3 separate regions of the Mus musculus genome follow, and regions 1 and 2 are each linked to region 3. A link is a loop called in an ENCODE intact Hi-C map of the cell type or tissue named here. Cell type or tissue: left cerebral cortex. All regions are shown on one strand. Each heading gives the region's core, and the rest is flanking DNA. Links, peaks and the distances in the headings are about the cores only.

What was found. Hi-C counts contacts between places; a loop is a spot of excess contacts. Peaks named below come from ENCODE experiments on the same cell type or tissue, not always from the same donor. Only the 100,000 strongest peaks of a DNase experiment are listed, where the experiment ranks them.
Region 1: it touches region 3 in a loop (5-fold over the local background); 4 of 42 quality-filtered maps call a loop at or near these places.
Region 2: a loop joins it to region 3, with 2.0 times the contacts of the local background. A loop is called at or near these places in 16 of 42 quality-filtered maps.

What each region holds. Positions count from the first base shown.
Region 1 is chr3:88,682,030-88,692,467 of GRCm38, reverse strand. Khdc4 (KH domain containing 4, pre-mRNA splicing factor) reads right to left here and starts at 6,681. Exons shown (of 14, transcript NM_028814.4): 1 at 6,581-6,681; 2 at 5,902-6,124; 3 at 3,165-3,293; 4 at 2,765-2,844. The coding sequence starts at 6,618. In left cerebral cortex, for the core only: CTCF peaks have their summits at 4,417 (motif pointing right), 6,113, 7,634, 7,833 and 1 weaker place; DNase peaks (open chromatin) are centred at 6,185 and 6,772; H3K4me3 peaks cover 2,731 bases; H3K27ac peaks cover 1,814 bases.
Region 2 is chr3:88,733,780-88,744,217 of GRCm38, reverse strand. No RefSeq gene overlaps it. Among named protein-coding and RNA genes, the nearest start is that of Rit1, 22 kb to the right of the region's middle. In left cerebral cortex, for the core only: CTCF peaks have their summits at 3,864 (motif pointing right) and 5,368 (motif pointing right); a DNase peak (open chromatin) is centred at 5,384.
Region 3 is chr3:88,602,008-88,612,445 of GRCm38, reverse strand. It overlaps Gm40090 (a long non-coding RNA gene), which reads left to right and starts at 5,049. Exons shown (of 3, transcript XR_003954655.1): 1 at 5,049-5,290; 2 at 6,300-6,438. It also overlaps a transcript of Arhgef2 not described here. In left cerebral cortex, for the core only: CTCF peaks have their summits at 4,850 (motif pointing left) and 8,650 (motif pointing right); DNase peaks (open chromatin) are centred at 4,432, 4,853, 5,447 and 8,648; H3K4me3 peaks cover 816 bases; H3K27ac peaks cover 668 bases.

The DNA.
Region 1 (10,438 bases), core at 1,144-9,143, 80 kb before region 3:
ACAAAAAACAAACACAAACAAACAAACAAACTATAACCCTAGCACTCGAAAGGCTGAGGTGAAAAGATCACCATCAGTTTGAGGCCAAAAGGGCAACAAAGTGAACTCTAGGGGGCTGGTGAGATGGCTCAGTGGGTAAGAGCACCCGACTGCTCTTCCGAAGGTCCGGACTTCAAATCCCAGCAACCACATGGTGGCTCACAACCATCTGTAATGAGATCTGACGCCCTCTTCTGGAGTATCTGAAGACAGCTACAGTGTACTTACATATAATAAATAAATAAATCTTTAAAAAAAAAACAAAAAAAAACAAAAAAAAAAAAACAAAGTGAACTCTATTTTAAAAAAATACTTAAGAAGCCTGGTAAAGGGGCTGGAGAGATGGCTCAGTGGTTAAGAGCTCTGACTGCTCTTCCAGAGGTCCTGAGTTCAAATCCCAGCAACCACATGGTGGCTCACAACCATCTGTAATTAAATCTGACCCCCTCTTCTGAAGACAGCTACAGTGTACTTACATATAATAAATAAATAAATAATTTTTTTAAAAAGAGCCTGGTAAAATGGTAAACATGGTAGGTAGAAGTGCTTGCTGTGAAAGCAAGTGAGCCTGAATTCAAATTCCCAGCACCCACAAAAAAAGCTGGGCAATGCCAGGCTTGGTGGCTCACGCCTTTAATCCCAGCATTTGGGAGGCAGAGGCAGGCGGATTTCTGAGTTCGAGGCCAGCCTCCGTCTACAAAAGTGAGTTCCAGGACAGCCAGGGCTACACAGAGAAAACCTGTCTCGAAAAACCAAAAAAACAAAAACAAAACAAAACAAAAACAAAAACAAAAACAAAAACAAAAATTGGGAATTGAGTACCTGTGCTATGATTCCAGGTTGGGAAATAGAGACAGGCAGAGAGAGATACTACCTAAAAATATAAGATAAAGAAAGATACTCTAGGGCTGGAGAGATGGCTCAGTGGTTAAGAACACTGACTGCTCTTCCAGAGATCCTGAGTTCAATTCCTAGCAACCACATGGTGGCTCACAACCATCTGTGATGGGATCCGATGCTGTCTTCTGGTATGTCTGAGACAGCGACGGTGTACTCATATAAACAAAATAAATAAATCTTTATAAAAAAAAAAAAGGCTTGTGCACATAAACACACCTACACACATTAAGGAAGAGAGTAGGGAGGTAGTGATATGTCAGAGCGACAAAAGCCTGTCACACAAACATGAGGAACTAAATGTAAACACCATGAAAGCTAAGCCCTGGAGGGGCGCCTGGTGTAGATTCTGGGGGCTCACAGGTCAGCCAGTCTAATCAGAATGGTGCCTTGGAGGTTCCATGAGAACATGTATCTCAAAAAGATAAGTAACAGAAAACACCCAATGTCAACTTGTGGCCTCCTTACATGTGAGAACTAACACACATACTCCTTCCCCTCTCCCTTTCTTTCCAGCACTTTTGAAATGGATCCTGAAAAGGAGTTCAAAGTCAGCTATGAACCAAGTTGGAGGACAGTCAGAGTTTCAAAGAGACCCTGTCTTAAAACTGACAGTATAAAGAGATCTTATATACTAATTAATAAAAGGGAAACTTAAAACTGAGATTAACTAGGTAACCATAGCCTATAACTGTAACAGAGCCAAGAAATAAATGTGAAAGGTCTGGGAATTTAGCTCAGTGGTTTGAGCCTATGGTTAGTATGTAGACCACTAGGTTCAGTTTCCAATGGGAGATGGGAGTAGGTCCCCCCAACCCCCACAGGGTTTCTCTGTATAGCCCTGGCTGTCCTAGAACTCACTTTGTAGACCAGGCTAGCCTTGAACTCAGAAATCCACCAGTCTCTGCCTACAGAGTGCTGGGATTAAAGGCGTGGGCCACCACGCCCGGCTGAGAGTAGGTCTTAAAACACAGTACAATCCTTTTGTGGGTCTCACTAGATAGCACTGACTGGCCTGGACCTCATTACACAGACAAGGCTTCATAGAGAAATTTACCTGCATCTGTCTCGCATGCATAAGGTGCTCACTACCATGACTAAGACTTAAAGACTATTTCTATAGTTAAGAGATAGGTATGTGTGGCTGTGTGTGTGATTCTGTTCCTGTGTACAAGATATAAAGAAAGCCAGTGGTTATGCCTCAAGTTTGTTTTAAAAAAGATGTGTGTATAATAAGCCTTTTCCATTCACATATGTCTGTAGGCCATATGCAAACTTGGGCCCATGAACACCTATACTGGAGTTACAGACAGTTATAAATCACAGTGTGGCACTAGGCATTAAAATCAGGTCATCTTCAAGAGCAGCAAGGACTCTTAACCACTGACCCATCTCTAGACTAGAATGACCACTCTTAGGTTTTATGTCTTGTTTTGTTTTGTTTTTTGAGGCAAAGTCTCTCAGTGAAACCTGAAGCTTAACAGTTCAGCTACTCCGCCGGGCGCGGTGGTGCACGCCTTTAATCCCGGCACTCGGGAGGCAGAGACAGGTGGATCTCTGAGTTCAAGGCCAGCATGGTCTACAGAGTGAGTTCCAGAACAGCCAGGGCTACACAGAGAAACCCTGTCTCGAAAGAGGGGGGAAAAATGTTTAAGTATTAACCATATTATAAACTTTCATAGTTTTTATCATTTAAAAAAAAAAAGTGAAATGAAATCTAACAGCATTCCTCTTCAAGCTACTAACCAAACACTCTTAGCACAGGTTACCTAAGAAAAGCAAACAAGACACGGGCATCCTGTCCGTCCCCAAACCACAGGATACACACCCAGGTCCCACTTTGGCCTTCTCCTCAGTCGTCATGAACCGTCCCCGAGTTGACACAGCAGCCCCACTAAGCCGACTGATCTAAAAGAAGACACAAAATTCTATTAAAAGGTAAACAAGACTAAGGCACAAGTACATTTAACTATGAAATTTTAAAATGTAAAATACAATGTGGTATAAGATATTTCAACAGAAGACTACTTCTCCCATTCATTTCACCAAGTATAAATTGACCTCTATCTGAAATTTTGATGGTATCAAACGCAGAGAGGGAAGTCCTCCACATCTGTTTCGTTACTGTCCTCTGCAGTTAAACCCAGCCCCAATCAGGAATCCTGTGTGCAGAAGCATCTTTCTTAACTGTCTTCCCACCCTCCCCAAAGTGCCCGATTCCCACACACCTCATCTTGTGTCTGTCCTCGTGTCAGCAGGTTTCTGCATGTCAGAGGCACGTCATTGATTTCTACTTCAGCCACCACCAGGTCATCTTTGCTTTTATTGCTAGTTAGGCTTTTGCCAGGGGCCTGAAGCTACAAAATAGACAAAACAATTTAAAAATCTTTATAATAATTTTAGTTGTCTGATTCACAGTTATCTCAAGTGCCACCTACCTTCCATTTTTTCTTTGCCTACCAACAAAATGTTTTTAGCTGGATTTTCTTCACAAATGATATAAAAAAAGGAATAAAACTTCACTTAAATGGCATCAGAGGACTGGCAAGTTCAGTCAGTAAAGGCACTTGCTATGCACAATCTATCAGCCAAAGTTCAGTCAAGAAACAAAAAACCCCAAATGACCAAAACCACATAAAGTAGAGAAGAGACTCCACAGAGTAGTCCTATGGCACCTGTGTACATACATACATACATGATATGCAGAGACATGCACACACTTTTAAAAAATATTTTTAAAAAATGTCAAGGAGTTGCTAGAGACAGTCAGCCAGGTATGGTGTTACACACCTTTAATCGAAGCACTTGGGAGATAAGAGGCAGGTGGATCTCTGAGGCCAGCCTGGTCTACAAATCGTTTATGAACAGCTATGGATATACAGAAAAAACAGGGATAGGGGAAACCCCTCACTGCTCTTCCAGAGGACATAGGTTTAGTTCCCCGTACCTACATGGTAGCTCACAATCATCTGTGACCTTCAGTTTCAGGGAATCAGACACTAGACAGATACATGGTGAACACATATACATGTAGGCAAAAGCCCACAGACATAGTAAAATTACCTGATAGAGACTTAAGTCTAAAAGTTCCCATTAGTTTTAATTATAGCACTGGGAGGCAGAAGCATAGGAGGCACACTGTGGGGTAAGTATGAGAGGCAGAGAAAAGAGGGTCTCTCTAAGTTCAAGGTCAGCCTGGTAGCCTTCCAGGACAGAGAGCACGTTCTGGATAGACTGCCTCAAAACAAAAACAAAAAAACAACAACAATCAGTATGCTTCAGCCACCTAATAAAATTTTATAGTATTATACAAACTACAGACAAGAAGATAAATTGACGGTCAGAGTTATGATGTTTCACAGATCACTTTGTTGACTACTTATGGAGTAAAATTGTAAAAAGAAGACAACAACCCATACACCTCATTCAAGCACTAGGAGGCTGTATTTATGCAACTTTTTCTTTTTTTAAAGGTTTATTTATTTTATGTGAATACACTGTACCTGTCTTCAGACACACCAGAAGAGGGTGTCAGATCTCATTACAGATGGCTGTGAGCCACCATGTGGTTGCTGGGATTTGAACTCAGGACCTCTGGAAGAGCAGTCAGAGCCATCTCTCTAGCACCTCAACTTTTTACAAACTTAACATTTTGTTACACTTTATGGCAAAGCAAAGCTTCAGTTTAAAGATTTAATTACACTGTAAATAGATGAAAATAACCAAATAATACTCTCAACTTGTCTGAGATCAAAACACAACTTATTTCTCCACTTTTAGCTCATATTTCATTGTGTTTAGTCATTAAAATATATATTTTAGATCTAATGAGAGATAACTTTTTTTGCTGCTTTTTTTTCATCTCCTTTTTGGAGACAGGGAGAAATTCACTTGCCTCTGCCTCCTGAACACTGGAATTAAAGGCATGTCCCACCACTGCCCAGCTACAAGACATATTTTTTTAAAAAATATTTTGGCTCTTGAGTGATCACCACACAAGCATGAGGATGTGAGTTTTAATTTCCAAAAAGCACGCATCAGGCATGTCATATCAATGCCCCAACAGCATGATGGAAGACAGTGATGAGGAATCCCTGGCCTAATATAAACACAGCGGCAAACAGAGACCCGGACTCGGGACTCAAACAAGGTGGAAGGTGAAGACTGATACCAAGGCTATCCTCCGACCTCCCACATTCACCACGGCTATGTCATTTCCTGATGACAAACACTGTGTGTGTCATACCAACACACTCACTGAGGGTCAACAAGATGCTCAGAGCATAAAGGTACTTACTGCCAAGCAAGATGACCTTAGTTCAATCCCTCACATTGCCAAGCCCCAAATCCTATGACACTTGAGAGACATACATACAAATGAGTATTTTTAAAACACTGACTTGATATACCAGAACTTCATGGATCAAAAACATATTGCCTCAAATATCCATAAAAAAAAACTGAGTTTAAGTTTCTAAGCACAAAAACTAGTCCATAAAAGTAACAAGACCAGCCAGGTGGTGGCTGCGCATGTCCTTATCCTACGTAGATGGCAGAGACGGATATCTCCCCATTAGTTCGAGGCTAAACCACGGTTCCAGGACAGCCAAGACTACGTGGACTTGTCTCGAAAAACAAAACAAGGGAACTACATCAATTAAAACTGCCTGACTTCAGGATGCAATGATGGGGCACAGCACTTGGGGGGTCAGAGGCAAGAGGCATCTCTGCAAGCAGGCCAGCCTGGTCTAAATATACAGAGTCTCTGCCTGAAACAAAAAAACCAAAGCCCATTCATTGCCTTGCAGGAACAATTTAACAAGGTATCATCTAAATACTCCCAAACGTGATCTTCACTCTAACCGGTTTCATCTTCATTAACCCCAATGACCAAGCAACTGAAAGGTGAAGAAAGGGGAGGAAAAAGAAAATCCCGAAGCGCAGAGCGTCTAGCGCTCGCAATACCTTCTCGGCCGCATTCTGAGATGGTTTCAGCTTCCCTTTGGCCATGAGCATAGCATTGATCTTGGCAGCCACGGCAGCGGCGGCATCCAAGGCTCCTGAAGGAGCGGCGGCGGTGGTGGCGCCCCCGGGGCTCGCCCCGCTGCCAGCGACTTCTCCACCTGGGGCCGTTGGCGGCAGGAAGAGAAGCGGAGCTGGCGCTGGCTGATCCCATTTGCTGCGGCGCCTACAGGTAGGAAAAGGGAAATCCTGAGGCCCACGGCCTTCCTTTGTGTAGTCTCCCCCTTCGTACACTCCATCCCGCGTCGCCTGCCATGGTCCCGAGACGTGCCCGAGATTCCTATCTAAAGCTCAGTCCCACTCCCCTTATTCCGATCCCCTTACGAAACATTTCCTTTCCAGTCACTTCCATCCGGAGACTCGGCTCGGCCGGGAACGCTCTGCGTTCGCCTTCTCCTTGGCTCGTCCTTCTAAAAGGCTCCGAGTTCCCTCCCTTCCCTCTCGCACCGCGGCCGGCCTCTTTCCGGGCGCCCGAGGCCAGCTCAACATTCTCTCCAGAACCCCGGCCTCGGCATCCGGACGCGTCCTACTAGACGGCCCGTCCGGCCCACACGCAGCCTCGCCGGTCTCCCTGCCCCGGGCCCGTGCTCGCTGCCCCCAGCCTGGCCCGCGAAGCCCTTACCCGCCAGCGGCAGGATGTGTCGCGCTCCCTGCGGACATGGCGGCCTGCTCCAGTCAACCACCCGCCAACTACCCACCACCGCCCTCCCGCCACTTCCGCCCAACGCGCTGACGCACGGCCTTTTCCGGCCGTGAGGTAAGGCGGGTCCGGTGAGGACTCTTGATTCCGATTGGACCCTCGGTGATTTAAAGCGTCTGGCGTCTCAGTGACAGGAGTGCCTGCCTGTCGACTCTCCGGCTTGCTCTCTTGCCCTTAATAAAAATGGTTGTTGGGCCTGGTTTAAAAGCGAGTTGCGGGCTAGGAGAATCCATTTTTATTGTGGGCAAGCGAGTTGCCTGGAAGACAAGTCAGAAAATGAAGCCGACTTTCTCCGCGTTCTCTTTGCTCACGTGGAGTCCCAGCCTGTAGCGGAGGAGAACCCTGCCGGCGACTTCAGCGCACTTCTCGATTCAGCTTATGAAAAAAGGAAATGATTCTTTCCAAAGTCATTTGCACAACTTCCTTTTCTTTCTTTCTCTTTTTGTTTTGTTTTGGGTCCCCCACCCACCCACCCTTAGGGATAGGAAGCTCCAGTCAGCCCGCTGCATGGGGGGGGGGGGGCTGTTCTGGTGGCCATGAGCAAAAACATTGGTTTTGGCAAACTCGTAAGCACTTGGACAACTTGTTATAAAACAAGTAAAGTTGGAGAAAAACTGCTCAGCGAGGTGGAGCTTTTAAAAAAAACGAAGCCAGGGACTGAGAGATAGCCCTGCAGACGAAGGTGCTAGTAGACAAACAACGATGTAAGTTAGATCCCTGGAGCACACAAGGAAAGTTGCTCTCTGATCTAAGAACTGTCATAATGGAGATTAAAAATCAAAAGTTATGAAATCCCCTTCTCTGAGGGCTGTGTGTTTACACTTGACTGCCTCTTCAATATACTGAAAAGCTTTGAATTCTAAGGAGTTTTGGGTGAATCTGAAAAACAGATCCTTAACGTTTATGCAAGTATTCTTCCAACAGAAAGCAAACAAACCCAGAATGCTAGCTTATAGAAATACTTACATTCCGACATAATTCATAGAATAAAATTCACTTGGGGCTGGTGAGATGGCTCAGTGGGTAAGAGCACCCGACTGCTCTTCCGAAGGTCCAGAGTTCAAATCCCAGCAACCACATGGTGGCTCATAACCATCCGTAACAAGATCTGGCGCCCTCTTCTGGAGTGTCTGAAGACAGCTACAGTGTACTTACATATAATAATAAATAAATCTTTAAAAAAAAAAAAATTCACTTAAAAGCTAAATAATAGAGAGTTTGGGCACATAATAAATAAATATACATTTGTGGTAGGGATGAAGACACTGCTCTGTGGTGTCAACCACACTAGTGTGAGAGGTGCTCCCTTGATCTTTTAGGGCTAGACTCCAAAGAGTCTTTGGCTTTTTTGACTTGGGAAAGAATTGCAGGACGAACCAGTGTGGAGCAGAGTTAAGTCCAAAGTTCAGTTGCCAACACCACACAAAGTAAATAAGTCTTGAGGAAACAGACTTGCCTGAAGAACACCAGGCTTGAATAGTTGAGTCATGTGCTCGACTAAAATCAGCATGGCAAAGCAACTTTGATTCTACATTCTTTCTTTCCTTCCTTTGCCTCTCTCTCTCCTCTCCTCCCCTCTTCCTCCTCCCCCTCCTCTTTTCTTCTCTCTCTCCTCCCCTCTTTCTCTTCCTCCTCCTCCTCCTCTTCTCCCTCTCTGTCTCTCTGTCTTTCTCTCTCTCTCTAAGAGGTCTTGCTGATACTATGTGAAAGGACGTGAACCTACAACCACCACTGTAAACCTAAGTATCTTTTATTCACCTGATATACTTGTCATCTCTGAGACATACTGCCTCGATCTGCTAACCTAGGCCTGGTCCTGAAAACTTTTAGCCTCTGTACAATCTTATCTAGGCCTAGCATGATTTCAGCCTCTGAGACTTACTGTTGAATAAGTGTTCCCTTTCTAGTTCTTTCTGAACTCTGGCTACCTGGTTCAACTTGGCTGGCTGGCTGGCTTAAAACTTCTCTCCTAGTTGACTGATTTCTTTCTACTTCTTTGTGAATTGCTCTGATAGGCTTTAAACTAACCCTGGCAATCTATTCTAATCTTCTGGCTTCTTCTCATTATCTATTTTGGTTGTCTTTACCAGGGTCTATCTTGTTCTCTCTTCAACCTGACTATGTAAAACTCTCCTGGTAAAACTGCCTCTGAATTCCATGAACTGATTGAATGGAACTGAACTAGAATTCTGAGATCAGAATGCTTCTGCCTCCTGAGTTCTGGGCTTAAAGCTTTTCCTTAATGGACCTAAGTTTTTCTTTACCTCAACTTGCTCTATATGTGGATGTCCTTGAACTCAGAGATCTGCTTGCGTCTGTCTCCTAGGATTAAAGGTGTGTCTGTATTACAGCTGGACCACACAGACCTAGAAGGTACTCTAGGCAATCTCTTGTCAGAGTAGCCATGTGCTGAATTAAAATTCCTCTACAGGCCACTTTACTAAACCAGTTTAGTTCCTAACACCAATAAAATACCTATCCTATCACCCAGAGTGTAGTCCTCACCCCAAATCAAGGAAACTCTTTTTTTTTTTTAAAGATTTATTTATTTATTATATGTAAGTACACTGTAGCTGTCTTCAGACACACCAGAAGAGGGAATCAGATCTTGTTACAGATGGTTGTGAGCCACCATGTGGTTGCTGGGATTTGAACTAAGGACCTTTGGAAGAGCAGTCGGGTGCTCTTACCTGCTGAGCCATCTCACCAGCCCCCAAGGAAACTCTTTTTAACTCTTCTTTTGTTGTTGTTGTTTTTGTTTTTGTTTTTGTTTTTTCGAGACAGGGTTTCTCTGTGTAGTCCTGGCTGCCTGGAACTCGCTCTGTAGACCAGGCTGGCCTCGAACTCAGAAATCCACCCGCCTCTGCCTCCCGAGTGTTGGGATTAAAGGCATGCGCCACCATACCCGGCAAGGAAACTCTTTGAAATAGAGATGATAACAGAACACCACAATCAATCAAAATTAAGAGTTAGGAAGCTGGGCTGGTGAGATGGCTCAGTGGGTAAGAGCACCCGGCTGCTCTTCCAAAGGTCCCGAGTTCAAATCCCAGCAACCACATGGTGGCTCACAACCATCCGTAATGAGATCTGACTCCCTCTTCTGGAGTGTCTGAAGACAGACAGCTACAGTGTACTAACATATAACCAATAAATCTTTAAAAAAAAAAAAAAAAAAAAGAGTTAAGAAGCCCAGACTGGATATATCTACAAGATAGATAGATATTCACATCGGGCCTGGTGAGATGGCTCAGTGGGTAAGAGCACCCGACTGCTCTTCCGAAGGTCCAGAGTTCAAATCCCAGCAACCACATGGTGGTTCACAACCATCTGTAACAAGATCAGCCACTCCCTCTTCTGGAGTGGCTGAAGACAGCTACAGTGTACTTACATATAATAAATAAATAAATCTTAAAAAAATTAAAAAAAAAAGATATTCCCAAAGAGAGGGTAGGGAGTTTGCTATGACATTGTGTCTCCTGGGAATGTCAGAAGCTACACCCAGAAATTCTCACCAACAGCTGAACAAGAACAACACAACTTCATATGTCAGTTGCCTGTCTTAAAATTGGCTTTACCAGCACTCGGCAGGTGGATTTCTGAGTTTTTTAGAGAAACCCTGTCTCTAAAAAACCAAACAAACAAAAAACAAAAACAAAAAAACAATGCCCAGCTACTGTTGTTGCTTTGTAACCAGATGTCTCTAACCAAGCTGGTCTCAAACTTCTAGCTCCATAAACTGAAGTGCACTACTTCTTTTGTTGTTGTTGTTGTTGTTGTTTT
Region 2 (10,438 bases), core at 1,664-9,663, 130 kb before region 3:
TATGTTCTCAGCCCCAGGTTTCAAAGCTCACAAACAACTCTTTGGGCTATTTGACATAAATTACATGAATCACATGTCTCAAGTTTTATTTCCTTTCATGGCTATCCTGGAACTCACTTTGTAGACCAAGCTGGCCTCGAACTCAGAAATCTGCCTGCCTCTGCCTCCCGAGTGCTGGGATTGAAGGTGTGCACCACCACACCCGCCCGGCCTGCAGCCTGGGTTTCTTGAAGCTGGGTGAGGACTGTGATTGTAGACAGCACTTCATTGCAGCTCTGGGTTACAGTCCTATAAAATAGGTGTGAGCTGTAAGGCCACAGCCCCCAGTGGAGAGAACGGAAGGTTTTTTTGTTTTTAGACTTGTTTATGTGTAGGAGTGTTTGCCTGTTTGTATGTGCACCGTGTGTGTGTGTGTGTGTGTGTGTGTGTGTGTGTGTGTGTGAGAGAGAGAGAGAGAGAGAGAGAGAGAGAGAGGTGGAGTAGACTACAACAGACTACAACAGGTGGTTGTAGACTACCGTGTGGGTACTGGGAAAAAGCCTAGGTTCTCTGCAGAGCAGCAAGCACCCTTAACCTCTGAGTCATCTCTCTACCCCTGAGATGGTAGGGTATAGTATTGATGATTACTCTGTTCCTTTAAATGAAGAGATTTATTCCAAAGAAAACCCTACTCCAGTGACCCACCGAGCTTTACCGGACAGCTCAGCTAAGCCTGGCCCTGCATCTGAGCTACTCTCAGACACTTCATTTTCTGCTTTCTTTCCCACAGGCCTGGCCTGCCTTCCCTGGTGTGCAGGGCGTTCTCACTGTCAGGACTTCTCTCCTCCCCCATCACCCTTCCTCTCGGCTGCACAGTTTGCAGTTTGCTTGCCCTGTTTTCTCTTACACTCTTTTGTTTTGGTTTGTTTTGGTTTGGTTTTTGGTTTTTGGAGACAGGGTTTCTCTGTGTAGCCCTGGCTATCCGGGAACTCACTCTGTAGACCAGGCTGGCCTCAAACTCAGAAATCCGCTTGCCTCTACCTCACAAGTGCTGGAATCAAAGGTGTGTGCCACCACTGCCTGGCTTCTCTTACACTCTTAATAAAATTGTCCCAGGTCTCAAACAATACAAACGAAGAAAAGAATTTTTTTTTTTTGGCAGTGCTCCCTCTGCGTTCTTACTTCAGCCCCAAAAAGGTAACCCACAGCTGGGTGTGATGGCACATGCCTTTAATCCCAGCACTCGGGAGGCAGAGGCAGGCAGATTCTGAGTTTGAGGCCAGCCTATTCTACAAAGTGAGTTCCAGGACAGCTAGGATTATACAGAGAAACCCTGTCTCGAAAACAAAACAAAACACAAACAAACAAAAAAGCCAACACAGGTAATTCACTAAATGCGAGTCTTAGGGGATATGAGCCATTGCTAAGCAAGAGTCCTGTTAGAGATGGTTAACAGGAGACAGGCATTAACCAAACATCACTGTGATAAATGTACACTTAGAACTCTGAGGTGCTCTGCAGAAACAGGAAACAGGACTGGGCAGTACTCCAGGGAGGAGATGCTGAGAAGGTGGCTGTGGCCTCTCTGCCTCCAGAGGATGGAGGCTGGAGTGCCTCACTCTTTTTCTTGGTTTGTTTGATTTTTAGACTATGCTGATTTCAAGCTCACTGTCCCCTCCCTCCACTTCCTGACTGCTGGGTTTTCATCAGAACTCATTTTCCTAATGTGCTGGGTGAACAGTGTCCCCATAAGGGACAGAGAAAACCAGCAGCAGAAGCTCTGTTCTTTCAGAGTCATTCACATCAGTTTTTCTTTCTTTCTTTTTCTTTTTTTTTTTAGTTTTAAGACAGTGAATTGGAAACAAGGGTTCTTTGGAAAGTCGGTTGGATGGTGTTTTGCTGGGGCAAACGTGAAGGAACTTTTAGCTAAAGTGGACACAAGGGAGAGGCTAAGGCAGACTCATGAAGGAACATTTCACTGAAGCAGACACAGTAGAGAGGGCATTCTGCTAAAGCAAGCACGTGAAAGGACACGCGATGAAGGATTCTTTGCTAACGACACACAATTGGTCCGCCTTACATCTTGAAGTTAAGCTCCATATGTCGGGACTCCATAGAGAGAAACTCACCAAAAAACTTCTGGTGGTACGACACAGCGTATTTGGTGCTTTCCTGGACTTGGGCTGATTGACAGACTGACTGAGACAAACTCACACACTGTGACAAGATCCATGGAAGACACATGATGTTTGGAGGGTACAAATAGAACTCACCGGCTATCGTCGGAGGCTGAGCTTGGCTTGCGTGTAGAGCTAACTGGGCAATGCTTGTTGGCCCTGGCCCCTCCTGCTGACTTGTGTGAAGGCTGAGGCCTGGCTGTCTCTGCTAGTTGGTACCACCACTGCTGATTCGTGTTTACTATCCTGACTCTACCCAACAGGACTGCTGGTGTATCCATGAAGTGTTTGCGAGTGGATTGAGCTGCTGCTGCTGCTAACATTGGCCACTTCAGGAAAACACTCTTTCACATGTTTGCCCCAGCAAAACACCATCTAAAACTGCCGCAGACCCTCTGGGCCCCTTGTCTTCGTGGAACGGGATCTCTTAAGCAGATGGGCAAAGAGTCGGATGGGGTGACAGACAGACACACACACAAGAAAGGTGTTGGATCTGAATGTAATGTTCCAGTCAAGCCTCAGACTTTTTATAATACAGAGTAAATTGCAAATCATAACAGAATAAGGCACATTGAATTTTTCCAGGTGCAAAAGGAGTGACTTCAAAAGGAACCAGATGAATGTTTAACACTAGAGATTAGCACAGATGCAAGGGGAGTGATGTCAAAGGGAATTTGTAGGGACCAGATAAATGTTTACACTAGAGATTAGCACCTTCTGCCAGGCAAGAGTTTTACACTTAGTGTTAATAGCACCAGGGTTGTTAACTCTTGACACGCCTCAAGAATAATGTAGTGTCACTGACCCCGAAATTCTCTAGGCCTTGTTTAATTATCTTGTCTGAAGGATCCTCATTACTAGGATAGTGTATTAACTTACTCTTGGTATGGAATGTAGTTTGTAATGAAATTTTTATCTTAGTGAGAATTTTAGTCTCTTACTATAGACAACTGAGTTAATGGCTATGATTTTATTGTAGTGCTTAATTAGTTACTGAATAGGTTAAACTCCTTGCTGCTAACTGGAATTTTGGAACACTGGGAAAGGCTTTAGCTAATTCAGGATACAATCTTAAAAGGCATTTACAATAAGGTAATACTAAATAAAGAGCACGTGGATCCATACACTAGACTAATGCGGGAATGGAAAAATTAATTTTATGGTTTATATAGATTAGGGAGAAAATGCCAGACCCCGGGAAGGGGGTTTCCTTGAAACTCTTTGCTTCATGAACCAGCTTCCCAGCTTTCGCTTTGTCAAGCTGACTCCACCAGAGTGCCGTGACACAAAACAACTGACTTTCCAAAGAACCCTTAAGTTTCCACTTCAGCAGTCTTGCTCTATATTCTATATTCCAGGCTGGTCTGTAACTCACAGTGATCCTCTCACCTTGGCTTTCTGAATCCTGAGGTTACAGCTGGGGAAAATCCCACCTCCTTTTGTTCTTATTTTATTTTCTATTAATTAATTAATTTATAGATTATGTTCTCATTATATAGCCCTGGCTGTCCTGGGACTCTCTATGCAGAATAGGCTGACCTCCAACTCATAGAAATCCTCCTGCTTCTGCTTCTGCCTCCTGAGTACTGGAATTAAAGGTGTGTGTCACCATGCTAATTTTTTTCTAAATATTAATTTTTAAAAAAAGATTTTATTACCTATTATCTATACAGTGTTCTGCCTGTGTGTAGGCCTGCAGGCCAGAAGAGGGCACCAGATCTCATTATAGTTACAAGCCACCACATGGTTGCTGAGACTTGAACTCGGTACCTCTGAAAGGACAGCCAGTGCTCTTAGGCTCTGCGCCATCTCTCCAACCCACCAACTATTTTTTTTTTTAAGGACTGGGTGTTGGCGCTAGAGAGATGGCTCAGCAGTTAAGATCAGTTGTTGCTCTTGCAGAGGATCTGGGTTCAACCACCCATATCCCAGTTTCAGAAGATCCAACATCCTCTTTTGACCTTTGTGGGCACCAGGCACTCTCATGATACAGTCATACACTTGGGAGAAATAGGCAAGGGGATGCTATGAGCTGTCCTCGGCTAGCCTGAGATACAGAATGAGAAGTGAGACTCATCTCTCACAAACATGGCATCCAATTACATAAAGAGGACTGGGTATAGTGTGACAGACTTTTCCTGGGAGATACACAACATACTCACCCAAATAAGGAGCCTACTATACCACTACCAAAGTCCAGGTTGGTGAATCAAAGAATTTTATTCTGGGATTACCTAAGGAGATATGGGTAAGGGATAACTTAACAAGAGCAGAAATGACTGAAAGACAGCTGCATCATCAAAGTCCACCCCAACATGAGAGACAGCTCATGGGTGAAAGCTGGGGACCTGGAGCACAGTGCAGGTGAGCTCTCAGCTAGCCTGAGCTACAGAACAAGAAATAAGACCCATCTCACAAAACCAACAACTAACTCCCAGAGTGATTTCTCCTCTCCTCAAACAAGGTGACATCCCCTAAGTAATTTCTTCAAGGTTAATATCAATTTTCCTTATAGTCCTGGGCTGGACCAATCTCTGTCATAGGGATTTCTGAATCAATTTTGAAAGAGAGGAGGGGTCATTGTGGCTGAAGGACTGCCCTGAGGAGATGTCGAGTCCTTGGGGAAGTAAGCACTGGTGCTGGAGAGGAACAGTGTGTCCCCGGGGTGGGCATGCATGATTGCGGGACACAACCTTGTTTCTTCCTGGACCTCCTGCCTCCCCCCTCGGGATACTTTTCTTGCCCATTCCTTGCCAAAGCCTTCCTAGGAAAGCCCCGACCTGGTCTCAGTGGCGTGCTGACGCTTGTGACTGACAGAGGCAAGCAGCTACTGCGTCAGTCAAAGCCTCAAGAACAGTGGCTTCTGACATGCAAACAGCTCTTCCCCTACTCCACTCTCCTGTTTTGGAGATGGGAGTCTCATTGCAGCAAAGCCAGCCTCTGCTTTGAACCCCTGTCCTTCCTGAGTGCCGGGGCTGCTGGCTTCTTCTGTCCCATGGCCTGGCAGCTATTTTTCTAAAAACAATTTTGAGCACAAAGACTTATAAAATTGATTGCCTCTGTATTTGCAGTCCCAGCACAGGTAAAGTGCTGTCATCTGTGTGCCAACATACACATGGGGAGATTCATGGACAACTTTTGGAAGTTGGTTCTTCTATGTATTTTGTCTGCATCTGTGCACTGTGTATGTGCAGTGCCCGAGGAAGCCAGAAGAGGGCACTGGACCCCTGGAATTGGAGTTCAGAGGGTGGTGAACAGCAATGTGCGGAAAGGATACTGAATTTGGTTCCTCTGAAAGAGTAGCCTCCTAACCTCTGACGCATCTCTCCAGCTCCAGGGAGCTGGTTGTCCCTACCACATAGCAGAAACCTAACTCAAGTTGTCAGGCTTGGCAGGAAGTGCCTTTATCACCAAGCTGGCCTTGTATTTTTCAACCATTTTAATGGTGGAGATTTAAGATACAAACAAACCCTAATGGTGAGATGTGGGAAGCCGTTGCAGAGTGGCAGTTACAGAGTGGCAGTTACAGAGTGGCAGTTGCAGAGTGGCAGTTGGCTACTGCTGGCCACCACGCATAAGTTTGGACAAACAACCAATGTGTACATATGCAGTAAAGTTTTTTGCAAAGACACTGCCTGGCCCGGGCATGATAATGAGGCTTTGAGAGTATAACCAATCAGATGTGAGACATGCAAATGAGGTATGATAATGAGGCTCTGTGAGGTACAGAGAGAGAGAGTAGCCAATCAGATGAGGAACATGCAAATGAGGCATAGTGCATAACCAATCCGGGTGTGAGACACGCCTCTCCTAGGCCTATAAAAGCAGCACCAGTTCTGGGCTCGGGGTCTCTTCGCCTCTGCAATCAAGCTCTCCCAATAAACGTGTGCAGAAGGATCCTGTTGCAGCTGGTCAAGTCCAGCGCGCGCAAGAGTGAGATGACTTTGTATAGCTGCTTGCTGCCAAGGCTGAAGAGTGACCAAATCCCTGGAACCTCATGGTGGAAGCAGACAACTGACTCCCACATGTTGACTCCTGACTTCTATATGCCATGCCAGTCCCACACCTGAAATGATGGATAAGTAAGTGTAATTCAAAAATTAAAAAGGTGAAGGTTGGGGGGGGCATGGAGAGATGGCTCAGAGGTTAAGAGCACTGACCACTTGCTCTCCAAGAGGTTCTGAGTTCAATTCCCAACAACCACATGGTGGCTCACAACCATCTGTAATGGGATCTGATGCCCTCTTCTGGTGTGTCTGAAGACCGCTACAGTATACTCATATAAATAAAAATAAATCTTTTTTTTTAAGTGAATGGGAATTAATGAAAGTGAGATTGTACTCAGACTCTCCACGCCAGTGTCCTCAAGAACATCCCAGGTGACTGCCGTTGTGTAGACGCACTTCCGTCAAGTGTCCTCTCAGACATTTCCAGCCTAGCACTTAGTGACCAATTACTGAGTGGCTGACAGTCGGCTCTCTCCCCATGCCCCTACTCCCAGGGTGGATCCGAATCTCTCATCACATTTATCTGAATCTCTCATCACATTTTGCGTTTCAGAATCAGAATTTTTCACTCCACAGCACAGAAGCAAAGCTTCGAGAATGGTGTGTTGTTGTTGTTGTTGTTGTTGTTCTTCTTCTTCTTCTTCTTCTTCTTGTTCTTCTTCTTCTTCTTCTTCTTCTTCTTCTTCTCTTCTTCTTCTTCTTCTTCTTCTTCTTCTTCTTCTTTTTTTTCTTCAAGACAGGGTTTCTCTGTGTAGCCCTGGCAGTCCTGGAACTCACTCTGTAGACCAGGCTGGCCTCGAACTCAGAGATCTGCCTGCCTCTGCCTCCCAGGTGCTGGGATTAAAGGCGTGCACCACCATGCCCAGCTTGGTGTGTTCCCTTCTAATCCCCGCTGTCAATACTTGCATGCAGCAGGGGCTCAATAACGGCACAAAGGCAATGGACACAGTATCCTCCCAGAAGCTGGTTCAGAGCAAACATAAAAAGCTTCATATTTCCTTTCTTATTCTAAGTCCACGTCTCAAAAGAAGTTTGGCCGAGGGCCAGGCACAGAACTCCCTGGTATAGCACATGCCTAGCATTTGTGAAGCCCTGGGTTTGATCCCTGACACTGATGCAACAAAATGGAGTGGACATTGTGAGGTAGGGGTGTGACTCAGTGGTAGAGAATTTGTGTGAAGTATTTGGGTCCAACTCAAAACTGGGAGTTGTTTAGGGTCATGTGGTAATGGTAATGGGCAGTGCCCCACAAATTTTCTAGAAAAGTGAAAGTGGGTGTGGTCAGGGAGTCTAGGTGAGGCTCTCCAAGTGCTTCTCTGTGTGTACACATTTATTTGTGCAAGGAGTCCGGAGGTCAGCTTTGAGTACCATCCAACCGTGTGTTTTCACACAGGGTCTCTTACTGGCCTACAGCTCTACAAGATGGCTAGGTTAATTGTCCAGCAAGCCCTTAGAACCTGCCTGTTTCTGTCTCATCAGTACCAGCATCAAGTAAGAGTCACCACATACAGATTTTTGTAAATGTGGGTTTTAGAAACCAGGCCCTTGTGGTCAGACCAACTGAGCCATATTCCCAGTCTCTTGGCATCCTTCAGGGCAGGTGCGTGAGAAGCCTTCCAGCCAGCACAGATGCAGCTAAGGGGCTGAGAGCAGTTTTTATGCTGCCCCTGTCCGTGGCACTGATCTTGTCCTTCACCTCCACAAACCTCTGAGGGCAGGTGTCCAGTGGGAGGTGTTAGGGCTAATTAAATGTGTTCTGGCTCAGAACACATTGCACTAAATCTCCAGCCAGGGCAGGAAGTGGAGTGTCCCCATCCCAGCAGCTTTTGTTCAGAAAACTGGGTGACTTCATGATGCCATCACATGCGCTGAGGATCACACACACACTTTTAAAAAGTGATTCCGAGACAAAACTAAAATTTCAGTAACTTTGTCTCAACGCAACTTTATTTTAAAATTTGGTCAGCTGAAAAAAAAAAAAAAAGGAAGGGGGATGATAATAATACCTGCAATAGATTTATGTTTAAAACTTTTTTTAAAGAAAAAAAAACGTATTAGGAATTTCAGAACATCCCAAGAAGTAAGCCCTTTCTGTCTCGTCTGTCTGGTGATTTTCTTTATATTGGTTCCCCCGCCCCCCAGTGGTGGTGGGTCTTAGGAGGCAAGGCAGATGGATCTCTGTGAGTTCAAGGCCAGCCTGGTCTACAAAGTGAGTTCCAGGACAGCCAGGGCTATACAGAGAAAAACCCTGTCTCGAAAAACCAAAAAAAAAAAAAAAAAAAAAAAAACCAAACCAAACCAAAATTTAGACTGATCTCACTAAGTTGTCCAGGCTGACCTTGAACTCCTGATTCCAAGTGTTCAGATTACAGGTGTGTATTGCCATGCCCATATTTGTTTGTTTAGTCAGTCTCATATTGCTTAGGCTAGCCTTAAATCCATTATACAGCTGGGGATGATTTTGAACTTCTGATCCTCCTGCCTCTACCACCTACTCAGGAAACTCGGGCACCCACACTGTGCCTGGCTGTACGGAATTCAGAGCCTCCTGCACAGAAGGCAGCTGCTCTGTCAACGAGGCTGCCACCCCAGCACCCCAGTTCTCCTTTCTGACTGGAACTCATGTTGCCTACAACGGTCTTGAACTCCTGGCTCATGCAGTGCCTTCTCATAAAAGAGTCTATGTTTTCTGCCTGCCCAACTCAGCAGCAGCCTTCAGTTAAGAAGCAATTAAGGACTACAGGACTATGAAGCTGGTTTTAGTCACGTACAGTTTGACTGTATTTTGCTAAGAGCTAAAGGCTGTGTTAATTCCTCCAGGCTTGATTTGATCCCAAACTCTTACTGAACACGAAGCAAGTCAATTCAAGTCACCTGTCCCAAGGGGACATGGTAGAGACAGTTCACCAAGACGCACAGGCATCATTCACACTCCACCAGAGAAATGTTCTCTGAAGGACTGAGTCCTACAGGCTTGCTAATGTTGGGTCCTAATTCAAATGACACCTACTTCATAATTACTAGGAAGAAAATAAAATTAGTTTGTACAGTGAGATCTGGAGGGCACACTGAAGAATCCTTAATCAAAGAGCAAACATTTTGTGCGACCTCCTTTACGGCCACACCACCTACGTTTCAGCACCAGTTAAGCTGATGAAACTCAGGGAACAATTTTAAATCTTCAAGTTGAGCATATCTAACAGTAGTACAATCCAACATTTCCAATCTTGAATCATCTTTTAAAGTGATTGTCAGAGTTAACTCCTGAAAGTTAAAAAGCAAAAAGATGTTCACTGGGAGTGGTGGTGCCCGCCTCCTGAAGCCAGGTAAAGCCCACTGAGTCAGAAGCTAACCTGGGCTACCAACAAGCATCAGCCTTGCCAAGGCTACATATCAAGAGCCTGTTCCAGGAAACAAAAAATAAGTAAAATTCCTATTTTATTATTTTTTAATTGCACATGTGTGTGTGTGTGTATGTGTGTGTGTGTGTGTGCATGCATGTGTGCACATGGAATGATCGTGGAGTGCAGGTGCCCATGGTGGCTAGAGGCATTGCTGGAGCTGGTGTGACAGGCAGCCGTGGGTGTCCTCTGGAAGAGCAGAATGTACCCTAACCACTGAGCCATCTCTCTAGCACATGTGTCCTTCTTTCTAACCTGAGACTGGAGGCACTAGAGAGATAGCTAAGTAGTTAAAAGTGTAACTGCTCTGCGCTTGCAGGGGACCCAGGTTCATGTTGGGAGCCGCGCCCACATTCGCCGTTACAAGATGGCGCTGACAGCTGTGTTCTAAGTGGTAAACAAATAATCTGCGCATGTGCCGAGGGTGGTTCTCCACTCCATGTGCTCTGCCTTCCCCGTGACGTCAACTCGGCCGATGGGCTGCAGCCAATCAGGGAGTGACACGTCCTAGGCGAAGGATAATTCTCCTTAATAGGGACGGGGTTTCGTTCTCTCGCTCTCTTGCTTCTTACACTCTTGCTCCTGAAGATGTAAGCAATAAAGTTTTGCCGCAGAAGATTCTGGTTTGCTGTGTTCTTCCTGGCCGGGCGTGAGAACGCTAATAACAGGTTCAGTTCCTGACATTCACATCAGGGGAACTCATAATTGTGACTCACCTGTAATCCCAGTTCCAGGGAGGCTAATGCTCTTAGCCACCAGGCAAAAGTGTGGGGCATGCAAATTAACAGGCACACAAATATACACAATTATTTATTTTATGTATATGTTTACACTGTAGCTGTCTTCAGACACCCCAGAAGAGGGCATCAGATCC
Region 3 (10,438 bases), core at 1,166-9,165:
GACACACATGTGGGACACAGACATACATGCAGGCACACACATAAATAAGTTGAAAATGCTTTTAAAAGAAAACATTTATATACCCATACAATGTGTCAGTTGCTACTGAGAATTTTAGCTGGGGTGAGCTAAAAATTGTGCTGATTATCTTATCAGTTCTGTGTCCAAGCAGACACTTCACCAGTAGGTAACCCATCTGCCCAGACATTATTATCACTGTTCATCTATGGACTGGAGATATTTAGGAGAGAGAGAGAGAGAGAGAGAGAGAGAGAAAACAACAAAGGTTAGGGCTGGAAAGAGATGGCTTTGCCTTTCTGAGTGATCACTGCTCTTGCAGGGGACTGGAGTTCTATTCCTAGAACCCATGTTGGCAGACAGCTCACAATCACCTGTAACTCCAGGTCCAGGAATCCAAGCCCCTCCTCTGCCCTTCTCAAACATGGTACTTAGTTGCATATACCCACAACATATGTATACCATTAAAAAAAAAAAAAAAAAAAAAAAAAAAAAAGACCAGGTACACTGGGTCGTGGCAGTGCACGCCTTCAGTCCCAGCACTCAGGAGGCAGATGCAGTCAAATCTCCAAGTTCAAGACTAGCCTAGTTCATAAAAAATATCCCAGGACTGCCAAGGCTACACAGAGAAACCCTGTCTCAAAGGCAACAAAATTGAGCCGAGTGTGGCAGTGAATGCTTCTGATCCCAGCACTCAGAGGCTGAGACAAGCAGATCTCTGTGAATTTGAGGCCAACCTGGTCTAACATAAGGAGTTCCAAGCCAGCCAGAGATACATAATATAGAGAATCTGTCTCAAAAAAAAAAAAAAAGAATATGAAAGATTAAAATAAGCCAGGCAGTGGTGACACATGCCTTTATTCCCAGTACTTGGGAGGCAGAGGCAGGTGGATTTCTGAGTTTGAGGCCAGCCTGGTCTACAAAGTGAGTTCTAGGACAGCCAGAGCTACACAGAGAAACCCTGTCTCGGAAAACCAAAAAAAAAAAAATTAAAAAAATAAAAAGAAGGAAAAAAAAGAAAAAGAAAAGATTAAAATAAAATAAACAATTAAAAAACAAAGTGGCCAGGCAGCAGTGGTACACACCTTTATTTCCAGCACTTGGGAGGTAGAGGCAGGTGAATCTCTGTGAATCTGAGGCCAGCCTGGTCTACAGAGTGAGTTCCAGAACAGTGAGGGCTGCAGGGGAAAAAAATACTCTAGAAAAACAAAAAATAACCAACACAGCAAGGGCTGGTGCAGGTGATGTGTCGTGTGTCAAGATTGCACCTGGGTCTCATCCCTGTAACCCATGGGATGGTGGAGGGAAAGGAAGCTCACAAAGTTATGCTCTGTCCTCCATGAGTGAGCCTTGGTATGCTGCCCATAATAATAAACTTACAGGGGAAAAGTATAGGGTTAAAGATGTAGGGATGTAGTTGAGTCAGTAGAGTGCCTGCTCGGCATCACCAAAGCCCTGGCTTCCATCCCTAGGACCACAGGGAACCAGCAAGGTGCTGTATGCCTATAATTTCAGCACTTAAGAGATAGAGACTGGGAGATCAGGAGTTCAGGGTCATCGTCCACCACATAGAGACTTCCACTCTAGCCTGGGCTACATAAGACTCTTGTCTCAAAAAGGAAGTATAAATAAAATATGAATGAATGGCTGTAACAATTTGCAACAACACAGAGATTAAATAAGAGTTGCTTGTAAGCTATGTTGTTGGGGTGAGGATACACCCATGTAACTTTAGTACAGAGGAAGTTTAGGCAGGAAGATCACAAGCTTGAAGTCAGCCTAGACTCTGTCTCAAACAGAACAAAGAAAAAGAAGAATCTAAAACATTTTATAAAATATCATCATTGCTTTAAAATTCAGCCATAAGCCGGGCAGTGGTGGCACACGCCTTTAATCCCAGCACTTGGGAGGCAGAGGCAGGTGGATTTCTAAGTTTGAGGCCAGCCTGGTCTACATAGCCAGTTCCAGGACAGCCAGGGTAACACACAGAAACCCTGTCTCGAAAAACCAAAATAAATAAATAAATAAATAAATAAATAAAATTCAGCCATTAAAAACATATTATGTTGTCAGTAAAATATACATTTCTGTTTAAAAAAACAAATTTTATAAAGGGGAATGATAAAATTCATCATGATGTTACCTATAGCAGGAAGGAAATGAAGAAAAGGGGAGCCCCAAAGAGACATCCGTGAATAAAGCCTGCGCTGACCAAAGCCTGTATAATGGATGGAGAAAGCCAACACCTGAAAGCTATCCTCCCACTTCCACAGAGACACAGTGGCACATGTGCGTATGTGCAGGCACATAATTAGATGGATATTAAAAACGAAAAAGAAAAAAAGGAGAAAAAAAGGAAAAAGAAAAAAGTTAGTCTGAGGTTGGTGGCACACCTTAATCCCAGCACTGGGAAGCAAAGGCAGTCTGGAAATCCTTTATAGACCAACCTGTTCTATAAGAAGTTCCAGGCCAGTCTGTGCCATCCGGTCTCAATAGACACATTTTTAAAAAGGAAAGAGGGGGAGAGAGAGAGAGAGAGAGAGAAGAAAAGGAGGAAGGAAGGAGAGGAAGAACATGTCAGCCAGTCAGCAGGGATGAAGATATTGATGATGTTGTAAGTCTTGGGAAGTATTTTTGTTTGTTTTGGTTTTGGTTTTGTTACTTATAAATCTCATATTAAAAAAAAAAAAGCCAGAGTTAGAGGTGGTTGTTCATGCATATGATCTCTATACTTAAGAATCAGGACAAGCAGCACAAATTGGAGGTAAGCCTGGTCCACACTTCAAGTTTCAGACCAGCTAAGGCTACACAGTCTTTATAAACAAAAGCAAAGCAGAAAAAGTACAGTGTGTGCCTGCAATCCCAGAGCTAAAGAGGCAAAGGCAGGAGGAATGAAGGGGGTCAGCCTGGGCTACATAAGTAGACCTATCTGGGATAAAATAAAATAAACTCAAAAGCAAAGGGAAAATAGAAGAGTATTCGTAGCTGCCGTGAGCTGGAGAGCAAAGGGCAAGTTGTAGTTTAGGAGGTCAGAGCTGCAGAGGTGGCTGGGTGGTCACGAAAGTGCTTGCTTTGCAAGTGAGAGGGCCAGAAATTCAGATGCCAGCAACCAGCCAGGAGTTGGCTGCATGCACCTGTGTATGAACGCATGCATGCATGGACACACACACACACACACACACACACACACTGTAAATTCCTTTACAGTGTGAAAAGGTCAATTGTGGAAAGAGATTGTGCTTATAAATATCTGTCTGCCTGTCTGCAGCCCCTGCCTAGCCCTAGTGAGTCAGACTTTTGGTCTGCAGGCTCTGGAGGAGTACCACAAAAAGGAAAAACAAGAACCCCAAACACTAAGGCCCAGAGACTATTAAGGAAAGGTCTTATAGATCAGATGAATGGGAGAAAGGACACAATAAACAGGGGAGCCTCAGGGGAACGAGAGACGAAATCACAATACTAAAACGGGCTAAGTCATATGAGGGGAAAGGGGGTCTGGGCAAAAGAGGAAGAGAATCAGAAGAGAAAAACTATTAGCCGGGTGTGGTGGCGCACGCCTTTGATCCCAGCACTTGGGAGGCAGAGGCAGGTGGATTTCTGAGTTCGAGGCCAGCCTGGTCTACAGAGTGAGTTCCAGGACAGCCAGGGCTATACAGAGAAACCCTGACTTGAAAAACCAAAAAAAATAAAAAAGAAAAGAAAAGCTATTTTCCAAAGTCACGTTACATGCCTGGCATGTTATCTGCCAGCTGCAGGGGCGTTTGGGGGGGGGGGGGAATCTTCATCCGTGAGGCTTGGGGCTGAGAGCATGAAGGACACTAGCTTACAAAGCCAGGGGGTTCTCTCAAGCCTGTGTGTCTTAGGTGGTCCTTAGATCCTGGGACAGCTCTCCCCAGTTATATTCCTCATCCAGAAAGCTGAGCAATGGCTGGGTCCTCTCTACCTCCCTCTTCCCAGGGCCCTCCTTTATTGCTGGGGATTAAGCACAGGGCTTCACCCTTGATATACAGTGACCACAGCAATCACCTACACTCTAGGCTCTGTATTCTTTCTCAATTGCTATTCCTATTAAACTCTGGTTAGAGAGTTACTGAGTCTTTCAGGGTACCAGATGCCTAGTTTATTCCCACAGATAAGTCCAGTTCTAACTCTGGGAACTGTAGGGCCCACAGAAAGAAGTGGTCATAGCCTCCAGAGAGATAGAGGACTTTAAAGAGGGAGGGGACAGAGATACCCGCATCAATACAGAGAGACAGACATAGAAATGAAGAAACAGTGTTACAGAAAGAGACAGAGGCAGGCTTCCAAGCGACCGGGACAGCGCATATAGACAGGGAAGCAGACAGAGGGCCACAGAAGATAGATTCAGATGGGCGCAGATGGAGCCCGAGCTAGGTCCGGGCACAGAGAGCTGATGGAACAGAAGAGTACAGAGTGGTTGCTGGCAGGGAAGGATCAGGAGGGGGAGCTGGGGTCTATCTGTCATACCCGGTGAAAGGGTTGGCCACGCTGCTGCTCCTGCCCCTGCTGCTGCTCCTGCTGCTGAGCTCCCAGAGGGGTGCCCAATTCCTCGAGGCTCTGTAGAAAGGGGGCTTCCTGGGAGCCTGGGCATTCCGATGACTGCAGTCTCCTCCTGAAACATACATTGCCACCACAACCCTTATAGCCAGTAGTCAGTGATGGGCACCAGGAACGAACAGTTCCTCAGCCCAGCCCTGTTGTTTGCCCCCCAGCCCAGCCCTTCCTGTTAGCCTAGGCTCACACAACTCAGACCCAAACTATGGCTCGGTCTCAGCACAGTTGACTTCGGACAAGAGCGGCCCCTGCTGGTACAAAGGCGGTACTACCCTCCAGAAAGGACGGAGGGGCAGGGCAAGCTGAAGTCTCCTGGTTTGGTGTCAGGTGACAACATCTTTATCTCAGCGACGGGAAAGCCAGCGCTCCATCCCTCTGCACCCGAGGCACAGAATTAATGTGGTGACAATGAGACACCCAGAGAATCTAGGCAGGCGTCACAAAAGACACTCAAACTGTAGGCAGACGTCACAAAAGACACTCAAGCTAGCCTTGTGGGAAGATATTGCTGTTCACCCAGTTCCCACAAAACCATCGTTGGGACAAAGTCCCAGGACCACCCCCACCCCCACTCCCCGCCGCCGCTGCCCTGCTCCGTCCATGCTCATGCCCAACAGCTGAAGAATGCTGAACCACTCACCAGAGATAAGGGCATGTCTAAGAAGACCGTGCCCTGGTCAAGAGACTACCCTTGCTGGTAGGATGGGGGGGGGGGGGGGGAGGGAGGGCTGGACTCACTTCGGACTCATGTGAACAATCCCCTCCCCCGACCTTCTCTTTTTAACTTCCTCTATTTGGGGGAAGTGGTCAGGGATTTTCCAGGAGATAGGGAAGACGTGGGTCCTTCTCCCCAAACCTGCTAAGAATATGCAGACCTCTGAGGGAGGGCAGCTGTCCCCAGCCAAGCAGGGTGGCCTATCTCTATCATCTCAGTACGTGAGAGAGACTAGCCTGGGCTACCTGAAGCTCTGTCTCAAAAAACAAAAACCAACTGACAAACTAGTAAACATAAACCCCTGCTGTTTCTGGCTGCAGCTTTGTCCAAGAGACAGGTCCGCCTCAGTCTGAAGCCAGCAGCGTGGCAGACACCTGGGGAACAGTACCCACTTACATTAAGAAGCCTCTTAAACGTTCTCTGGACCTATTTTCTGGCTGTAGAATGAAGAGGCTAGATTATATGATCTCCAAGTTGTCGTCGTCGTCGTTTTTGCTCCGTTGTGTGGGGCTATGGAACTCAGATGGTGCCCACCCAGTTCTCCTCCCGAGCCCACCTGCTGGTGGTGCCATCCGTGGGAATGAGTGCCACTGTGGAGACCCCTGTTTTAGAAGCTCCATATTTCCCAAGCTTGTTCACAGGCTGGGCTGTGATTCTCCAGGAGAGCTTTCCACTCCGTTCATTCCTCAGAGATCCGAGTCTCTCCAGAGAGATTGGTGGCAGGGTGGGGGTGGGGCAATGACACCAGGATGTGCCTTTCTGAACACTCTTCCCAAGGTCTACAGATGAGCAAGGGAGGGTCAGAAGGTGCCCTGGGGACTCACCTGCTTATTGGATCCTGGAACTCCTTGCCAGGCCCCCAACTGTGTCTTTTGAAGGAGTCAGTAGTGTAACTGCGGGCACGGAAAGCCCCGGACCTTCTAAGGAGTGATGTGTGGAAGCCATCCTTGTTGTCTTCCTGGTTTTCCTCCCTCCCCTCCACTTCCTCCAGCTGTTCTCTGGATTCCACAGCAGCTGGGCAGCACTGAGGGAGACCATGAGGCACTGGGTCTTCACCTATGAAGGGCTCCCCTGGGACCGATCTGTTCATGGAAGGTACTCGGAGACAGCCCTGAATCAAGAAGAAAGAGGTGAGGGCTGGTGAGATGGCTTGGTGGGTAAGAACACTGACTGCTCTTCCAGAGGACCTGAGTTCAAATCCCAGCAACCACATGGTGGCTCACAACCACCCATAATAAGATCTGATGCCCTCTTCTGGAGTGTCTGAAGACAGCTACAGTGTACTTATGTATAATAATAAATAAATCTTAGAAAGAAAGAAAGAAAGAAAGAAAGAAAGAAAGAAAGAAAGAAAGAAAGAAAGAAAGAGGTGAGCAAAATTCTAGAACCCTGGAGGCCATGGTGCTACAGGCCTGTAATTCTCATCCTTCAAGAGGTTCATGGGGATGGCCCTGAGTGGGGTCAGGCTAGGCTGGCTTGGATGTTGAATTTCATATTAGCTTGTATTAAGAAAGAGGCTGTGTCTTTTACTTCCTTTTTTTAGTTTTATTTATTTATTTTATGTATATTAATATTGTTTTCTTTTTTTCTTTTCTTTGTTTGTTTCTCTGCCTTCCAAGTGCTGGGATTAAAGGCGTGCGCCACCACTGCCAGCCAAGTGTTCTGTTTTCATGCTTGCTAGAAGAGGGAATCAGATTCCATTCCAAATGGCTGTGAACCATCATGTGGTTGCTGGGAATTGAACTCACGACCTCTAGGAGAGCTGCCAGTGCTCTTAACCGATGAACCATCTCTCCAGCCTGAGGCCCCTGTCTTTTAAAGAAATAAAGAAGCTGGGTGTGGGTGGCACACACTTTTAATCCCAGCACTCTAAAAACAGGCAGTCTGATCTTCGTGAGTTTGAGACTAGCCTGGTCTACGTAGCAAGTTCCGGGCTAGCCAGAACTACAGAAAGAAAGAAAAGATCCTGGAGTGGGGACATCTCCACAGCCAGGCTGCTAAGCATCTCCTACCCCTCCCTTTGCTGAGACAGAGGCAGAGGCAAAGAATGCCTGCCTCAGGATCATGAGGTCCGCTGCATGCAAGGTCAAGTCTAGAACTTGGCTTTTCTAGCTCTTAATACACTGTTCTTTCCAGTGAAGAGAGCCTGGCTGGCAGAGGCGGCACATGTCTGCAGTCTCAGCACTTAGGAGGCAGACGGGAAAATCCAGAGTTCAAGGCCACTGTGCGCACTAAAGCAAGTTGAAAGCTAAAGGACACAGTGAAACCTTGTTTCAGAATGAAAACTATAAAGAGAAGTTCTTGTTTGCTCATTAATATCCCTCATGGAGCATCTATATTGAAAACAGCCATGCTAAGAAAAGCAGATACTGCAGATACTGAGTCTGTCCTTATAGTTGTGTGTGTGTGTGTGTGTGTGCGCGCATGCACACATAACTGTCAAATGCTGCAAGAGAAATTTTATCAAATCTTTGGCCAGGAAGAGTAAGGCAGTGCACAAGTTTAGATCCAGCCCTCAGGAGGCAGAGGCAAACCTCTGGGCCTTCAAGAAGAGCCTGATCTACATAGTAAGTTCCAGGACAGACAACAAACAAACAAAAAAACAGACCCAAAACCAACAACACAGCAAAAATAAAAACAAAGACAAAAACAAAAAAAACTTTTGTCTACCAGTGGGCCAGCACACATTACTAACTGGGAGTCTCCAGAAAGCAAAACAGGAGATGCAGGCTGACTTTGAGTGGGGCTAGAGTCAGGCCAAGAGAAGAGAAAAGCTACTAGGTTGGTAATGTAATGGGAAAAGGTCCTTATGTGGGCCTGGTGAAGTGGCTTGGTGGGTAAAGGCACTTGTCTGCAAGCCTGACTCCCTGAGTTCAATGCCTGGATCCTACAGTGGACGCAGGGAACAGACTCCCGAATGTCCTCTGACCTCCACGCATGTGCTGTGGAACGGTGCTCAAACAAGTGGCTCCTTTATTATTATTTATGCATGTGTGGCTCAGCGTACTTAAGGAGGTCAGAGGACACCTTCCAGGAGTTGGCTCTCTCTTTGTTCTCTCCATTGCTCCCTCCCACCTTCCCCAGACCGCTTTCCTCAGGAAATGGCTGAAGAAACAAGGAAGTAGACAATGAGGTCACATCTCTGTTTCCGGTGACACACATAGGAGATTCTAAAACAGGCGCTTGAAATGAAGTAACAGGGCAGGAAAAAACACTAAGCTGTCCCTTGATTTATCTTCCTGACCCCTTACTGCCCTGGACTGTCTCCACCTCTCTGGTGACTTCATTGACTAAGCTGCTGACCAATGACTAACAACTAGGGGGAGAACTTTAAATGTATGCAGCAGGGGGCGCTGTCGCTCAAAGCCAACCCCATGCTTCTTTCAGGTGTAACTGTGGTTTAATTGGGTTTACAAGTACAACCTTCCTAAGCAGGAATGGTCTTGGGCTTCTGTTACTGCCTCCTCCTCCTCTTTCTCTTCTCACTTTTGTCTTAGAAAATACAAGAATGGCATTCCTCACTGTGGTGGTTTCAATGAAAAGAGCCTCTATAGACTCTCATATTTTGAGTGTTTGGTCCCCAGTTTGGGAAAGAATAATGGGTGGGGTCTTGTTGGAGAGGTGTGTCACTGGGCGTAGGTTTAAGGTTTCCAAAACCTTCACCAGCTCCAGTGTCTCCCCACCTCCTCTCTCGGTCTCCTGCCTGTGAATCAAACATAAACTCTCAGCTACTGCTCCCGCACCCCGTTTATGCCTTCTTTTATAAGTTGCCTCAATCATGCTGTCTCTTCACAGAAATAGAATCATGATTAAGACACTTGGGGGGGGGGGCTGGAATAATGGCTCAGCGGGTAAGAGCACTGAATGCTTTTCTGAAGGTCCTGAGTTCAAGTCCCAGCAACCACATGATGGCTCACAATCAACTGTAATGAGATCTGATGCCCTCTTCTGGAGTGTCAGAAGATGGCTATAGTGTACTTACATATAATAAATAAATCTTTTTAAAAAGACAAAAACAAAAACAAACCAACAAAAAAAAAAGACACTTAGGGTTTAACGGGGGGTGGGGGTGGGGGGAGAGGGGACACATGCCTTTAATCCCAGCACTAGGCCATCTGAGAGATCTCTGTGAATTTGAGGCCAGCCTGGTCTATAGAACAAGTTCCAAGACAGCCGGAACTACACAGCCTGTCTTGAACCACCCCCACCTCCCAAAAAAAGACACCTATCTACTTATCCTACGAGAATATCAAGGATGCTAAGATACTGACGATAGCTGGGCACAGAGGTGCTCACCTCTCCCCCCCACACACACACACACACACTCGAGGCAGAGGCCATCTTGGTCTGTGTAGAGAGTTACCGGGAAGCCAGGGCTACATAGAGAGACCCGTTCTCAGAGAGAGAGAATGAATGAGAGCAACATGCATCAAGCAATTAACATAACTCCCATGCTAGGAACACATTCTATTGTTGCCACTGTTATGTTATTTAGGGCTTCCTGGAGTGAAGACCTAGAAAGACAGAAGCAGAAATAGGCATTGTGTAAGGTGACCTGCAGTTTTATCTTGAGACAAAAAGAGAAAATAAAAAGTCACAGTCAGACACTAACACCGCTGTGTGCAAAGTTATCAGGAAGAAGAGAAAAGAACAGCCTGTCTAATGCTCAGAGCCCTGGAAGGGAGGAGGCGGGAGGGGTCCTTTAGGATAGATCACGGCAAACCTTAGGTGTCAAGGCCATATCTGCCTTGTTAACATCTACAGTGCTGGATGTCAAACCCAGGGGCTCACACATGCCAGGAAAATGTTGGACCATTCAGCTACAATCCTAGATTTTGGGTTTTGAGACAGGACCTCGCTATGTAACCCAAGTATTTCAAGAATTCATGGAAACTCACCTGCCTCAGCCTCTGAACTACTGCAACTATTTGTTTGTTTTTGTAATTTTTCTTTTTTTTTTTTTTTTACTGTGTAGCCCTGTCTAGCCTTGAACTCACAGAGATCCAATTGTCTCTGCCTCCTGAGTGCTGGGATTAAAGGCATGTGCCATCATCTCCCAACTAGTTGTTGCTGTTTTATTATTTTTTTTTAAGATTTATTTATTTATTTATTTATGTAAGTACGCTGTAA